Linked DNA regions of Homo sapiens: regions 2, 3, 4 and 5 are each linked to region 1. A link is a contact called in ENCODE Hi-C or POLR2A ChIA-PET data. All regions are on one chromosome and are shown on one strand. Each heading gives the region's core, a stretch centred on a gene start or an enhancer-like site at or near the end of the contact. The rest is flanking DNA. Distances are from core to core; before and after follow the strand shown. Region 1 holds the start of GOLIM4 (golgi integral membrane protein 4). Region 2 overlaps SAMD7 (sterile alpha motif domain containing 7). Region 3 holds the start of SEC62 (SEC62 preprotein translocation factor). Region 4 holds the start of LRRC34 (leucine rich repeat containing 34). Region 5 holds the start of MECOM (MDS1 and EVI1 complex locus).

Region 1 (2,700 bases), core at 191-2,690:
TAGTCACTTTGATAAACTTTGGCTTCTTTACCAACATGAAAGTCTAACACCCTGGCTGTGATCAGTGAGACAGTGTATCTGCACACGAAAGCATTTTGAATAATTTAACGCAAGTTATTATTTATTAAGGAAAAGCACATGCAAGACACACTTTATTTTTACAGTGGTATAAATGCCACAGGGTAGCATCGTTATAAATTCAGTTTATTTTAGGGCTTTAGCAACCTATAATTTCAGAGTCCACCTAAAAAAACTTTTGCACCAGGAACTGTCTTTCTGTTGCATTTAGCTAAAGAGATTTACCCCCATTTTGAGCACTCAGGCCCATTAGCAATGGTAACGACTAAAGTCCAGTTAGAATATAAAAATTATGCAGTGTATCATAAATTACACCACACTATACAGACAGATAAAATTTACTTTTCTTAGAATTCAGGTCAACAGCAGAAACAAAAATTATCATTTGTGCATAACCTTAATTATTCCCCTCAAGTACACAGAAAAAATAAATGCAGTATACATTTCTTCGAAGAGGTTTGTGGTTACTACCTTTCCTGTGCTGTACTAGTTTTTACATAGGGAACCTTTGTTGCCCTTTAAAATGTAATTTAGAAATGTAACTGATGTGTTTTGCCACCAATAAAACAAATACATATGACAAAATGAATGGATACTCATTTCAGTCTGTACGATTTGTTTTTAAATTATTCTATTTGCAGCTAGAGGAGAAATGTGAGACCATTTCTTTCCTCTCTGCCAATGGCAAGCCGATTTCCCCAGCCCACGTGGACAATTGAACATTAAGTCTAGCGTGCTTCCAGTCTCCCGACTCCTGCCGGGCCATCTGTGGGCACACACACATCTAGGCTAGTACACTGGATGGGGTAAGGCAGTCGACATGGCATCTCTGGTTTGACTACCGGGATTGTGCTATGTAGCTATCCCATGTGTCTGCCGCATCAGTTTATTGGACAGGGAAAGAAAGTGTACTCAGCAGAGTGCACACAGTTACTGCCATCCATTCTTTCGTTCATACACACATTTTACTCCGCTCTCCACGTGCGTTCCGAACGAGAACTGGAACACACACACACACACACACACACACACACACGTGTTCACCGAACCTCACCCAGACTCAGGCCCGGACAAGTCCCCCGCCCACCCAAAGCTCCCCGCCCTTCGCCCTTCCGCCTGCCTCTTCCCACCCTCTCCGACTCCACGTGGGCGCACCCCGGCGCCAGGCGGCCGCGCTGCCCACAGAGCCCCTAGCCGGCCCCGGCACTGGGAGGGAAGGTGCGGCCCTGGGGTCGGACGGACAAAGCCGGCATCCAATCGAGCCCGGCACTGCCTCCCCGAAGGGAGGGAGCGTCTGCTCGGACGGGCCCAATGAGCAAGGAGGCCGAGTGGGACTTCCTCCCGGAATCCCGTTGGCCAGAATAGCCGGGCCGTGGGTGACACGTAAGTTGGGCAGGAGGTGGCGGGGCGGCAGAGGCACCAGCCGACCCGTCAGTGACACCGCTGTGCCGTCCCCAAAACCAGCCGAGACAGCTGGCCCCCACCCTTCCACCCATTGGGCAGGCCGCACGGGGGCGCGGCCCGGAGTCCTGGTCCCTTTGTTGGGCGCGCACCCCCTCCCTTAGGTGGCAACAAAGTCGTGCAGTGGGAGCCGCCGCGATAGGGCGGGGAGTGGCCAGGGCGGGACTCCAAGAACTGCCCGGGGGCAGCGGGGCCAAAAAGTGGGAAGAAGGAAAAAAGGCAGGAGGCATCTGGGGACAGGCGCGAGGGCAGCCGGCTCTGAAGTATGCGGAGGGCCTCCTCCCGGCCCCGGGCATTCGCGGAGAACGAGCCTCGCAGAAGTTTGGCTGCAGCTGCCCGGGCGGCGTCGATGGCTGCGCGCCCCGCGCCGCGCGGGGGCTGAGCGGGCGCCACTTCCCCTCCGGGCCGGCTTTTGTGTCTGGCATCTCCTCCTCATGCTGCGTCTGGCCACCTACTGCGGCGGCCGCTGCTGAGACGCTCGCTCGGACCAAGGGGAGGAGACGGCGGGGGCGGCCGCGGCTTTGGGTCCAGGCGGGACTATGGGAAACGGGATGTGCTCCCGAAAGCAGAAGCGGATTTTCCAGACGCTGCTGCTGCTGACCGTCGTGTTCGGCTTTCTCTACGGCGCGATGCTCTACTACGAGCTGCAGACGCAGCTGCGGAAAGCCGAGGCGGTGGCGCTCAAGTACCAGCAGCACCAGGAGTCCCTCTCCGCCCAGTTACAAGGTACGGCTAACGGGACGCGCGCAGCCGGTGGCCAACTTTGCCCCGCGCCTCCACCCGGGCAGGAAAAGTGGCTTTGGTGAGCTATTGGCACTGTGGTTGCCACCTCTGACCTTCAGGGACGTCAGAGGTGAGCGTTTCAGGACTGCCGGCACCAGAGTGTCAGGGGAGATGACATTCTCATCCTCCCGCTTCTTCCTCCCAGCGGTTAGGTTTAGAACTTCGTAGCACCAGCCCATCGTCCCGCTGGGCGTTTGGTGGGCGGGTGCACAGATAGTCCTTTACCCGAGCTCTTGTCAAAGGCCCAGCTGCAATCGGGGCAGGGAAACTGGTAGCCCTCCGCCGCTTCTGCCAGCCCTGCTCTGAGGAGCATTGTTCCGTGGATTCTAGGTATTTGCTTTCTTGTTGACTTTGTCAGTTGCTTAAAAAATGAAGAGT
Region 2 (2,700 bases), core at 123-2,622, 1.8 Mb before region 1:
GTGTGGAGAAAGGACTGAAATGTTCCACTCAAAACACACACTCCAGAGCCAATCCCAGTATTCATCTATGAAAATGTCTGATTGTCCTTTGGCCTGGGAATTAAGACTGACCAACTATGATGCCTATTGCTAGAATGGGCAATTGCTGAGGAATTCAGAAGGTGATTCAGCAGGAACATCTCCATGCTCAGAAACTTGTGGTCTTTGCTTTAGTTTCTACTACAGAAAACACCAAAGACATCCAAGGCCACCCTGTCCCCTGTCACCAGAACTTGCTGCTGGCCATTTCCAATCCATTTCATACCATTTGGAATTGATTGTGCTGCTTCTCTATCTTTGTAAAAAGAAGTTTCACTTATTTTTTATTGAGAGTTACAAGTGGGAGAAAGGCATTGTGTCTTCTACCATACAGTGTCCATCCCAAACTGGTCAGTGCACTGCTCCACGGTGGCCAGGACACTCAGGAGCCACTGGTCCATGGCGTCCAGACGAGGATCAGAGAGCACTGGGGAGAGGGGGTCATGGGCCATGGCAGATTTTAAGGTAGACTTCAGCACACCATTCTTTAGGTAGTTCCGTCTGTTCCAGGTAGACACCTGAGTGATGCCACACTGATAGAGGGGGGGAAAGAATGCTTCTTTCATCCAGCAAGGGGTTCCCAAAGCTTTTGTTGTTATCAAGAAGGATGAGCATACTGGCGCCCTCATTATCTTGAAAGTTCTTATAGTAATGGCAGTCAGCATTGTCAATCAGGTAATCAAAGACAGCTGTGTTAATGGTGTCCAGGCGGCACAGGCCAGAGTCATAAAGGGACGTTTTCTTCACAGCCTCACAGTAGCGCTCATCATACTCCCACCTGGCCAATTTGCCTTTTCAGTAAGTCCTGGCCCACGGGTGTCAGTGTTTCTGGAGAGGCCACACATCTGGAAGCCAAAGTGTGACAGATTTTTCCATTGTGTCTCCATCGGCACAAGCTGATTCTGTTTCTCGGTAGTAATAACACTTCCCATAAAAACAAGTATTGTGTCCTACAGTTAGGAAGGGGCTCAACAGCTGCTCCATGGTAACAGGCTTGATCTCTGTCTGAAGATGAACGGATCTGCCCACCATCAGCAGGGCTCTGGGACACCCACAATCCTGTCCAAGTGAAAGGCTGCTACCTCCGCATTGTGTCTATCATAACCGGCATATGGTTCCCTTCCACTACATAGTCTCGGCTATACTACTTAGGTTCGAAAACAACTTTCTGTTCCCTTTCAAGGATCAGTAAGGCTTTCAGCTGTGTCCCTTTATAACCCACATCAGCTTTAATAATTTGCTTGGTGGCCATGGCATGCATGATTGCCCCCAGCTCTGGTGTCTCTTCACAGTACACTTCCTGGGGAACCACCCACTGGGCTGCAGTCTCCTAGGAAGACTGCAACGTGTGGTCCAACTTGGGTGACAGCTCCATCCACAAGCCAGTCATCATTCGGTGAAAAGCCCTCAGGGGATCAAGTAGTGAAACGCTGCTTGGCAGTTGATGTATCTAAGTTGTCAATCAGGAAAACTTTGGTGAAGATAAAGATGACAGGAATTGCTAACAGCATGACTCGCTGCTTTAGCTTCATGTTGACCTCTTTTCTTCTCCCCTGACCCACTCACTCTCTGGCTCACTTATCAAGGAGAGGCAGTGGTAATGGTTAGTAAGGAGATTCCATCATTACACACATTGGTCCATTTGTGGATGCACCTTCCACAGTTCCCGTTGCGTCCTAGACTCGCTCGTGGCTACCCATGCAGTGCAATGCAGCATGGCCCCCGAGGAGGGGCAGCCCCAGGCTGTGCTTATCACCCCAGCCACTGCCACCACCACTGCAGCTCCCACCATTCCCTGGCCACCTCTCTCAGCGCTGAGCCAGCCGTCCCCCAACAAACTGCATTAAGTAATTATTTCTTTTCCTATTTTAATTAAGCAAATTATAGAAAATGGCTAATATAAATTAAAGAGCCAGGTGCGGTGGCTCACATCTGTAATCTCAGTTACTTGGGAGGCTAAGGCTGGAGGATCACTTGAGCCCAGGAGTTTGAGACAAGTCTGGGCAACATAGTAGACCCCCATCTCTTTAAAAAAAATTAGCTGGGTGTGGTAGTGTGCACCTGACAATTTGTGAGCATCCAAAGGAGGAACCACGTGGATAAATTTTCAAGCAGAGGTAGGCTGGCAGCCAGGGGACTGAAATGTGTGAGGATCTAACCCTCAGCCATGGTGGATGTACTCAGGGCCTGGGGCGAGGACACATACATGTCCCTGTCGCTCAGATGTACCCCCTTCTTTCTCACCAGAGCAGTTTGGGCCATGTGTAATGATATAAATGTGCACATATTTTCAGTAATTTCAGTTCTTTTTAGAGAGAGGATATTTTATCTGCTGAGTCCTCTGAACTAGACATTTACTTGGAACAAAATATGTTGCAGGCTCTCCTGAATGTTCCTTAACAGCTGAGCCACCAATCCTTTCTCTACACCTATTTAAAAGAGTTCATTTGCACTTGGGGCTTTGGGTTTTAGTTGTTATTTTTTTTCTGCTGAATTTCTTTTTCTACCTACAGGAGGTGAGTGGTGAGAAGTTGCTGAGTAGGCACCTAAGGCAGAGATGGGGAGTAAGAGGATAGTTGGGGGACAGTAGGTTTAACGCCAGCTAATCTCAGCACCTTGGTC
Region 3 (2,700 bases), core at 150-2,649, 1.9 Mb before region 1:
TCAATATACAATCTAATAAAATACTGTATACCCACGTCAGAGGAATAACACTAACTCTTGAAAGATTAAGAACAGTATAATTAGAAACTTCTACTGATCTTAAGACCTAGTCTTATCTGTCTGAACTCGAAATCTGCCTCTTTCTAATTCCCTTCTGCACCCTGTTCGGAACTACTTTATTTCTGCCAAATTCCAAAATTCCAAATTTACTGATCATGTGTGTCTTTTTCACAGCACTTAAAAAGTTTACAGAAGAATTTTAACTTGCATAGCTCAAAACATCTGTATTGTACGCCAATAAATCGATAAACTTAAAAAAAAAAAGAAGGGATAAAATGGAAGAAAGAAAAAATCATTCTAAGCAATGAAATAGTAAGGAACAGAAAGGCAATGATGAATGTAACAATTTATGATTATAGTAACAATTTACTACATGTGATCAATTTGAGGGCTTATGAAGGTTTCTCAGCACATCAGCTGATGAGACGACTAATAAATATCCTGAGTCCAAGATGTTCTACATAATTAATCCTCTTGGCAAAGAACAAGAACCAGGGAAAATCGCAAGGAAGAAATGCACAAATGACACGCATGTGGAATTAGGGGGAGATGTTATGTACGTTACTACGAGGATGACACACTGGCATGTGAAAGGTTTCTGGGCTCCACCAGCTCGTTGCAGCACCAACGAGGTTGTGGTTGTTTACACCACGTCGCCCGGAAAAAAGCCGGCAAGCTTCAAGTGGACTATTAAGTTAATAATATTGAAGGGAAAGAAGGGCAACGCAACTGAACATCTGGATGAGCAGATCCCTGCCTAGGCCCCGAGGCAGCTGACCAAGTCCAGATCATTCCCCCTTACGGTCTATGCGCACAAAGAACCAGCTGCTTTAGGTCAGTCCGCCGCCTCCTGCTACCCCTATTACCGTGGCCTTAATTTCAGGCCAGCTAAGGCCAGAGGATGGGGTGAAGGGAGGGGAGGAGCCCCGGGAAGGGTCAGCGTCTGCGCCCCAGGGGAGGCTGACCTTCCAGCTCAGGCCCGGGACAGCGCGACCACAGGAACTCCAGGCCCACAGCCGCGCCTCCGCAGCCGGATTCTGAGCGCGGCGCCTCCTTCCTTCCCCTGCTGCTCCACCACCACCTCCGTCTCTGTCTCCGCCGTCGCCAACACCGCCCCCCCTCAGGCCCCTCACAACGCGCAGCCTGCAGCCAGCTGCCTCGCGGCGGAACCCCACCCCACCCCACCCCACCTCGCCCTTGCTTTCGCTCGCCCTTTTAGGGGGCTTTCCCCGCCCCTTCCACTATCCAGCGCGCCGAAGCCCCCTGCCCAGAGCTCGGCTTTGCTACCTGGATCCGCTTCTTGTGTCTCCTGCGTTCCGCCATGTTGGCCGCTCCGCCCGGTTCCCTCTGACGTGGAGCGAGGAGGGGGCGGTGGAAACCTCGCGAGAACGCGCCCCGAGGCCCGTTATGTAATCCGCCGGCTGGCGCCCCTGGAATGGGGAGGTCGGCCGCCTGGCGGGGCCAGCGGTCCTTAGCGGTGCCTTCTCTCCCCTCTTCCCTCCGCTCCTGCTGTGCGGGAACTGGAGAATCGTTAGGACGTGGAGGAAGCAGAGAAGTGGATCAGAGAACAGGAGGGCTGGGAAGAGTCCTGGTTTCTCAATCCTGACTGAGCATCTGAATCACCTGAGAAGCTACTAAAATGCAGATTCCCCGACCCCATCCCCTTAGAGTCAGAGTCTGTGCATTTAGGGTGCGGCCTTTCTCAGAGGGATCGACTGAGACCTACTGAACCCTAGAAGTCTTTACCTGAGGCAGTTCCTGCAATGTACTGTATATTTCATGACATTCCATGTAAAAGATGACAAGACCGAGACCGTTGAGTGACAGAGATAAGAACTGACTTATCTAAGGCTCCACAGGTGGTAGATGGCAGAGCCGAGACCTGAGCCAATTATCTTTTCTCCTGCACTGTGCGGGGTAATACAGCTCGTTTAAAACAAGCTGGAGTCTCCATTCCGTTTTCCGCGTTGCTTCTCACAACTCACTGTTAGAATCCAGAAGTAAGAGAACCCGGGGAAGCGTAAGGAAGATGAATAGGACAAAGATTCTAAGAAGGTGGGAAGGAAGAAGGCTGCAGTCTATTTCAAGTCTGGTGAATTTCAATCACTGTAGCCTTTATTGTTATTTTAGAGCCACCTAGACCAAAAGAGAAGGAGCTCAAATTGCTGGTAAGTGCTTAGATAGAAATTCCCTTGACTGACTTTATAGAGATCTTTAAAGCGTTTTTAATTGTAGAAAATTGGGAAAATTCAGAATAGAAAGATGTTCTTTTTTTTTTGATGCTGAGTTTCGCTCTATATTGCCCAAGCTGGAGTGCAGTGGCGCAGTCTCGGCTCACTGCATCACCGAACTCCTCGTCTCAACTGATCTCCCTCCTCAGCCTCCTGAGTAGCTGGAACTACAGGCATGAGCCACCACACCTGGCTAATTTTTACTTTTTTTGTGTGGAGATGGAGTTTCCTTATGTTGCCCGGGCGGGTCTTGAACTCCTGGGCTCAAAACGATCCACCTGTCTCTGTCTCCTGAGTAACTGGAACTACAGGCGTGAGCCACTGTGACCGTTCAGTTTATTTTCTTATAGTATTCTGACTTTGTGTGTGTGTGTGCATGTGTGTTTGTATTTATATTTTTTCCTGTTTC
Region 4 (2,700 bases), core at 201-2,700, 1.7 Mb before region 1:
AGCGGACGCTGCCAGGTCACCGACAAGCAGCACGATGTGTAGACCGAGGGGAATTTGGCCAGGGCAGTCAGTGGAGAGTCTGGCTGCTGAGCGGCCGGACTCCAGGGGAAAACCACCTTTCCACTCCATTCCCTTTCTGGCTCCCCATCCATCTGTTGAGAGCCACTTCCACCAATCAATAAAACCTTGCACTCATTCTCCAAGCCCACTGTGTGATCCGATTTTTCCGGTACACCAAGGCCAGAACCCCAGGAAACAGAAAGCCCTCTGTCCTTGCGGTAAGACAGAGGGTCTAACTGAGCTGATTGACGCAAGCCGCCTATACACAGCAAAACTGAAAGAGCACCCTGTAACACACGCCTACTGGGGCTTTGCTTCAGCAGCTGTAAGCATTCACCCCTAGACGCTGCGGTGAGTTCGGAGCCCACGTGCCCCACAACCTGCCCGTCTGCATGCTCCCCCTAGAGGTTTGAGCAGCGGAGCACCAAAGAAGCAAGCCACACCCCCATTGTTACCGGTAGAAGGTGTCCAGGTTCTTGGCGTCTTGAACAAAGAATTGGACAAAACGCACAAAGCAAGGAAGGAATGAAGGGATTTACTGAAAATGAAAGTATACTCCACAGTGTGGGAGTGGGCCGAGCACAGGGGCTCAAAGACCCCGTTACAAATTTTTTGGGAGTTTAAATATCCCTTAGAGGATTCCATTGGTTACTTAGAGTACGCCCTGTGTAAATGAAGAGGATGAAGTAAGGTTACAAAGTCGTTTATGGTGTACACCCTATGGAGAGGATATTTCCTGTTATAGCCGAAGTGCGAATCGGCCTTATGTTCCCTACCTCCAGACCCTATTTTCCTGCCTCACCATCGCATGCCCTGCAAGGGGGATAAGGAAACTATTACCATTTCAGTATCAAGGAAATGAAACTTACCAGATCGTCACATCTGGACAATGAGACACCAGATCCCTCACCCACCATGATTCCCTAAACGACCACCTGATTCCTGTTGACCAACTCCTCTTCCTTACCCCTCCCTAATTCCTGATTTCCTGCAAGTAGTCACATTTCTTTCTTGCTATGTAAACCCTTGATTCTAGTTGGTTGGGGAGACAGATTTGAGACTGATCTCCTCGGCTGCAGCACCAGATTAAAGCCTTCCTCCCTGGCAATTCTCATTGTTTCAGTGATTGGCATTCTGTGCCAGGAGCAGCTGGATCTAGACGGAACCCCTGGCCTTTTAGTAACACATGTGGATCTGGCCCTGCCCGCCTCCCCGCTGTCTGTACTGATCTGAGTACATTCAAGTACCTGCGCATGCCCAGAACGCACCAAGCATTCTGTCCTCTGGCAGCCTCCTTCGGACCATCCAGATGTCACCTCCTTCAGGAAGCCCTCCCTGGTGGCCCCGCCCTTTGGGAGCACAAAACCCTTTATGCTCCCAAAGCCCAACGCCTTTATCATGTGCTGATGCTACTCTGCTTCTTCGCTGGCCCGGCAGGCCGGTGCACACTTTGTAGGAGCGGGCTTTGTCATAATCTTCTTTGTAGCCCCAGCCCTAGCTCAGCAGCGGAGCCCCTCAAACCTCGGGAACTCCTCCCTGCAAAGGAGCCAGGACGCCCTCCCTCAGGCTGCCTTTAACCAGGGCAGGGTGACAAAGGACCTCCACAGAGTAGGCGGTCACTGCCTTAGCAGTGAGGCCTCAGGGCCCGGGCAGGCACAGCCAGCGGGACTCGAAGCAGGCTGGCGCCGAGGCTCGTGTAGCCGCCTCACAGCTGCAGGCGGACTGTAAGTGCGCGCGCGGTCGCCATGGCAGCGCAGCCGCCGCGGCCAGTGGGTGAGAGGAGCATGGGGAGCTCCCGGGAGGCCGCCCGTGCGCCGGCCAGGTCCCCGGCTTGGGCCTCCACTCAGGCCAGTACTCCGGGCGCGGCCCTGGCGGTCCAGCGCGGTAAGAAGTAGGGAGCACGTCTGCGCGGCCTGGCCCAGACAAAACGCGCGAGGGGCGCCGGGGTCGCACGGCAGGAGTCCTCCCAGCAGCCCGCCAGCCCAAGGCGTCGAGGCGGGAGGGGGGCCCCTGGGAACCCCAGCTGTGGCCAGAGGTTTGGGGCGCCCAGAAACGAGGGCAGGAGAAGAGTCCCCGGTCGCCCTTTGCGACCGGGGGCAGGAGAGGAGTCCACGGAGAGGAGTTCCCGTGGGTCCGCCCTTTGCGCGATAGGTTGTGCAGATGGTGTCTGTCGCCGTGCTCTCAGGGTCTCCGGGAGGGGGTGGCGGGGGGGCTCTTCTCAGCCCCCTTTTTGTGAAAGTCCCAGAGAGCAGGTCACAGGGGGGCATGAGGGTCTTGATACTGTTTCTGACTTTGCACCTCTGTACTATCTCCGTTTTAAATATTTCTGCGCCCATGATTAGCAAGTTAAGCACCTACCCTGAACGGCCACCCCCTACCCGCCATTTCCGTTTTATATGCTGGTTTTAAAGTCTGTTTGTGGATACGGAACTGTGTTCGGAGGCTGGCTTAATAATACTGCATCCAGGAGATGGGCAGTGTTAGGCTCTGCCTTTAGCATGAGAGGAAATTTAAGCTGGCATAACAACTTGTTCAAATGTACACACTGCGGATTCTGGATAGGGCACCCACGTTCTGACTCATGCTTATCGCTTAGATTTCCCAGTGCTTGGCTAAGTATAGAAAAGCATGTTTTGGAGG
Region 5 (2,700 bases), core at 151-2,650, 1.6 Mb before region 1:
GTTCTCCAGGGACCTCTATCTTACAGCCAAATGCCCCCAGAATTACACAGCTCTGGATAAAGGAAAATGGTAGGCATCCTTAACAAGGACAAATTCTTTGAACTTTGATTCTCTTGAATAAAGAGATTTGCAGGCCATTGATACCCTTTGGGGTTGAACCTTGTTATTTGCTCTCTCATGTCTGCAGTCCTAGATTTGATAATAAATACCAACAGGTACGACTGGGCATTCTCAATGATTCCCCTTTCCCTCCACAGCCTTTGCCAAACTCATGCCCAGGACCTGCTTTTCTTTTCCTTTAACTTGAACATCAAGGATGTATTGTTGCAGCACGGAGACTGAAAAGATTGTAATTTTCTTTTATGGTGTCTGGCAGGATTTGCAACAGATATTAATGGGGACATAAATAGCACATGGAAGGTATTGAACAAAACTGTTTAATGCAAGAAGGTTGTACCAAAAGAAAATCTATACCTAGTTGGGATTGATTCATACCTTGTACACAGCTAGCCCCTTTAGGAATTCCCATTTCTGAGTGGCACTTCATTGGTAAATCCTGTAATTAAAGGAAATTTCAACAATGTATTTTTTTAAGAGTGTGTGATTTTCCTCCCTACTCCTCTTTCTTTTGACCCCGAGGTTGTAGGTTTAAGCGAGTGAGTGAAAATGGCAGGCAAGCAGAGCTGCATCGGGAGGCGACCGGGGCAGCAGTGGGGGAGGCCGGAAGGTGACAGCCGACCTCTGAGAAAGCAGGAGGTCTTTGGATGTCAAATGCCAGCGCCGGCCCGGACCCGGGAATCAAGGGTGATCATTACTACTTGGTAGGGAAAGAATACTGAAATGTCCCAAGGATGGCAGCAAGCATTGGTATTACAGCTAAAATCGAGGAAAAAACCAGTTATTTATTCTGCTTACAACCCTGAAAGCGGAAGCTGCAATAGCTTCAGTAGCAGTAGCAGCGGCAGCAGTAGATTTCTCAAGTTCAGGATGATTCTCACTTTCTCCTGGATTATTAGCCGAGGGTCCAGCCCTTCTAGTTCTTTAACAGGAGAAGGGTTTTTAAAAAATGTTTTTAAAGTTTTTTTCCCCCCTGGCTTCTTGCTTCCCTCGTAGATGGTATAGAAAAATGTCTGCAATTTATGGTGGGAAAAACAATAACAATAATCATGATACAAGCTTGTTGGCGATTCTAACATGGAATCAATCCTCTGCCCAAGCCTTTTCAATTCCCCCCTCCCCTTTTTTTGGGCGAGGTGTCTGCTCCCCTCTGGCTCCCTGCGTTCGCTCCCCGCCCCCCGCCGCCCTCCCCGCGGCTCCCTTTCTCCGCCTCCTCGGCGATTGCCATCTGACAAGATCTCCAAATCAAAGTGATAAATCGCTCCAAACTTTTTTTGGCGGCGCTGAGATGTTGGAGGGGCGTCTAGCGCGCATGTGCGAAGGTGTCCAAACTGACAATGCTGGAGAGATAGCGAGTGTGGATTGAGAGAAAGGGAGAGAGGGAGGGAGAGAGAGTGAAAGAAGAAAATACAGAGAGTGAGTGTGTGGAAGAGAGAGAGAAACAGGAGAGAAACAGGAGGGAGGGAGAGAGAGAGAGAGAGAGAGAGAGAGAGAGAGAGAGAGAGAGAGAGAGAGAGAGACAGGAGAGAGAGGGAGGGAGCGAGAGGGAGAGCAAAAGAAGGAAAGGATCCAAGAAAAAAAAGCCCCAACCACACACCAGCGGCTGCAGGACTGGGCACAGCATGAGATCCAAAGGCAGGGCAAGGAAACTGGCCACAAGTAGGTGCAATATCCCTTTTCTATTGGCTTTTCCCCCTCCTCTGCCATCTTGCATATCTGTCTCTAGCGCTCCGGGAGGGAGCGCGGGCTGCCTCTTGCGCCGGGGCCCCGGGTGGAGGGCAGGCGGAGCGCAGCCCCAGCAACCTGCCGGTTCCAGTCTCTGCTCCCGGTCGCCCGCGCTCTCGCTCCCGGGTTGGGCGCCGGAGGAGCCTGGGCAGCCCTCAGTCCCGCGCACCGACCAGCTGTGGCAACCCCGGGGTGGGGGTGGGGGTGGGGGCAGCAAAGACTAGGGGTGGGAGGGAGGAGAGAGCGCGAGAGTGAGCGCGAAGGGGTGGGGTGGGGGGGAAGAGAAGAGGAGAAAGTCTCCCCCTCCCCTCCCCTTCCCCCCAGGCGGGGGAGAGTTGCCTCTGGCCAACCAGCTAGTCCCGGGTGTGGGAGGAGGGGGGCGCGGGGGATGGGGGGCCGGCAGGAGAAGGGAGCCTTTTCGAGCCTCGGTTTGTTTCTGGGGTTTGGGTAGGGTAGGCGGCTCAGAGGGAGCCACAGTGGCGGCGGCGGCGGGCGGCTGTGGTGGACTTGGGAAAAGTTGCGAGGCGGCCGCTGGAAGTTGCGCGGGCGGGCGGGTGGACTGCGCCGAGCCGCGGCTGCGGTAGTGGGCGCTGTGCGCTCGGCCATGCTCTCCGGCGCGGCGCTGCGCGGCGGGAGGACTGCGGCGGGGAGTAGGGGACACCAAGGTGGGGGCTGTGATCGCGGGGTGGGGGCGGGGGCACGGGCAGAGCAGAGCTACCGGCTCCGCACAGCCACGCGCAGGTGGGGAGGAAAGAGGCCCAGCGAGCGCTCGGACGTGGGGAGAGAAGAGGCCCAGCGAGCGCTCGGAGAGCCGGGAGTGGAGGGCACACAGCCAGCGGCGGCAGCCTAGGAGCAGGA

The links. Hi-C counts contacts between places; a loop is a spot of excess contacts on that map. ChIA-PET counts read pairs that join two places held with the same protein, here RNA polymerase II (POLR2A). Pooled maps may share reads with other maps.
Region 2: a loop to region 1 is called in a pooled map, with 3 times the contacts of the local background. The contact joins the enhancer-like site here to the promoter of GOLIM4 in region 1. A Hi-C loop is called at or near these places in 1 of 168 maps with a recorded cell type or tissue (OCI-LY7), 5 of 37 single-sample maps with no recorded cell type and 4 of 50 pooled maps. POLR2A ChIA-PET finds 5 or more read pairs at or near these places in 1 of 52 experiments (OCI-LY7).
Region 3: a loop to region 1 is called in a map of ascending aorta, with 4 times the contacts of the local background. The contact joins the promoter of SEC62 here to the promoter of GOLIM4 in region 1. A Hi-C loop is called at or near these places in 2 of 168 maps with a recorded cell type or tissue (ascending aorta and chondrocyte), 3 of 37 single-sample maps with no recorded cell type and 12 of 50 pooled maps.
Region 4: a map with no recorded cell type shows a loop between it and region 1 (13-fold over the local background). The contact joins the promoter of LRRC34 here to the promoter of GOLIM4 in region 1. A Hi-C loop is called at or near these places in 2 of 37 single-sample maps with no recorded cell type and 4 of 50 pooled maps. POLR2A ChIA-PET finds 5 or more read pairs at or near these places in 1 of 52 experiments (PC-9).
Region 5: a loop to region 1 is called in a map of B cell, with 10 times the contacts of the local background. The contact joins the promoter of MECOM here to the promoter of GOLIM4 in region 1. A Hi-C loop is called at or near these places in 1 of 168 maps with a recorded cell type or tissue (B cell) and 8 of 50 pooled maps. POLR2A ChIA-PET finds 5 or more read pairs at or near these places in 1 of 52 experiments (B cell).

Annotation. Positions count from the first base shown.
Region 1 is chr3:168,094,664-168,097,363 of GRCh38, reverse strand. It overlaps GOLIM4 (golgi integral membrane protein 4), which reads left to right and starts at 1,440. Exons shown (of 16, transcript NM_014498.5): 1 at 1,440-2,265. The coding sequence starts at 2,079. RefSeq lists enhancers at 665-714, 912-1,413 and silencers at 1,085-1,324, 1,615-1,664.
Region 2 is chr3:169,930,908-169,933,607 of GRCh38, reverse strand. The region is part of intron 7 of SAMD7 (sterile alpha motif domain containing 7); the gene reads right to left. It also overlaps the pseudogene FAM20BP1. Among named protein-coding and RNA genes, the nearest start is that of SAMD7, 21 kb to the right of the region's middle. Within about 2 kb of position 1,372, at least 4 of the 41 ENCODE cell types and tissues checked have a DNase peak (open chromatin) inside an H3K27ac peak, as active enhancers do; they include OCI-LY7, where a contact is called at or near this core.
Region 3 is chr3:169,965,506-169,968,205 of GRCh38, reverse strand. It overlaps SEC62 (SEC62 preprotein translocation factor), which reads right to left and starts at 1,399. Exons shown (of 8, transcript NM_003262.4): 1 at 1,348-1,399. The coding sequence starts at 1,383. It also overlaps the pseudogene FHL1P1. RefSeq lists an enhancer at 1,281-1,720.
Region 4 is chr3:169,811,654-169,814,353 of GRCh38, reverse strand. It overlaps LRRC34 (leucine rich repeat containing 34), which reads left to right and starts at 1,450. Exons shown (of 11, transcript NM_001172779.2): 1 at 1,450-1,944. The coding sequence starts at 1,806. LRRIQ4 (leucine rich repeats and IQ motif containing 4) reads right to left here and starts at 1,484. Exons shown (of 6, transcript NM_001080460.3): 1 at 1,308-1,484. RefSeq lists an enhancer at 186-285 and a silencer at 1,776-2,075.
Region 5 is chr3:169,662,412-169,665,111 of GRCh38, reverse strand. It overlaps MECOM (MDS1 and EVI1 complex locus), which reads left to right and starts at 1,400. Exons shown (of 17, transcript NM_004991.4): 1 at 1,400-1,776. The coding sequence starts at 1,740. RefSeq lists a silencer at 2,409-2,508.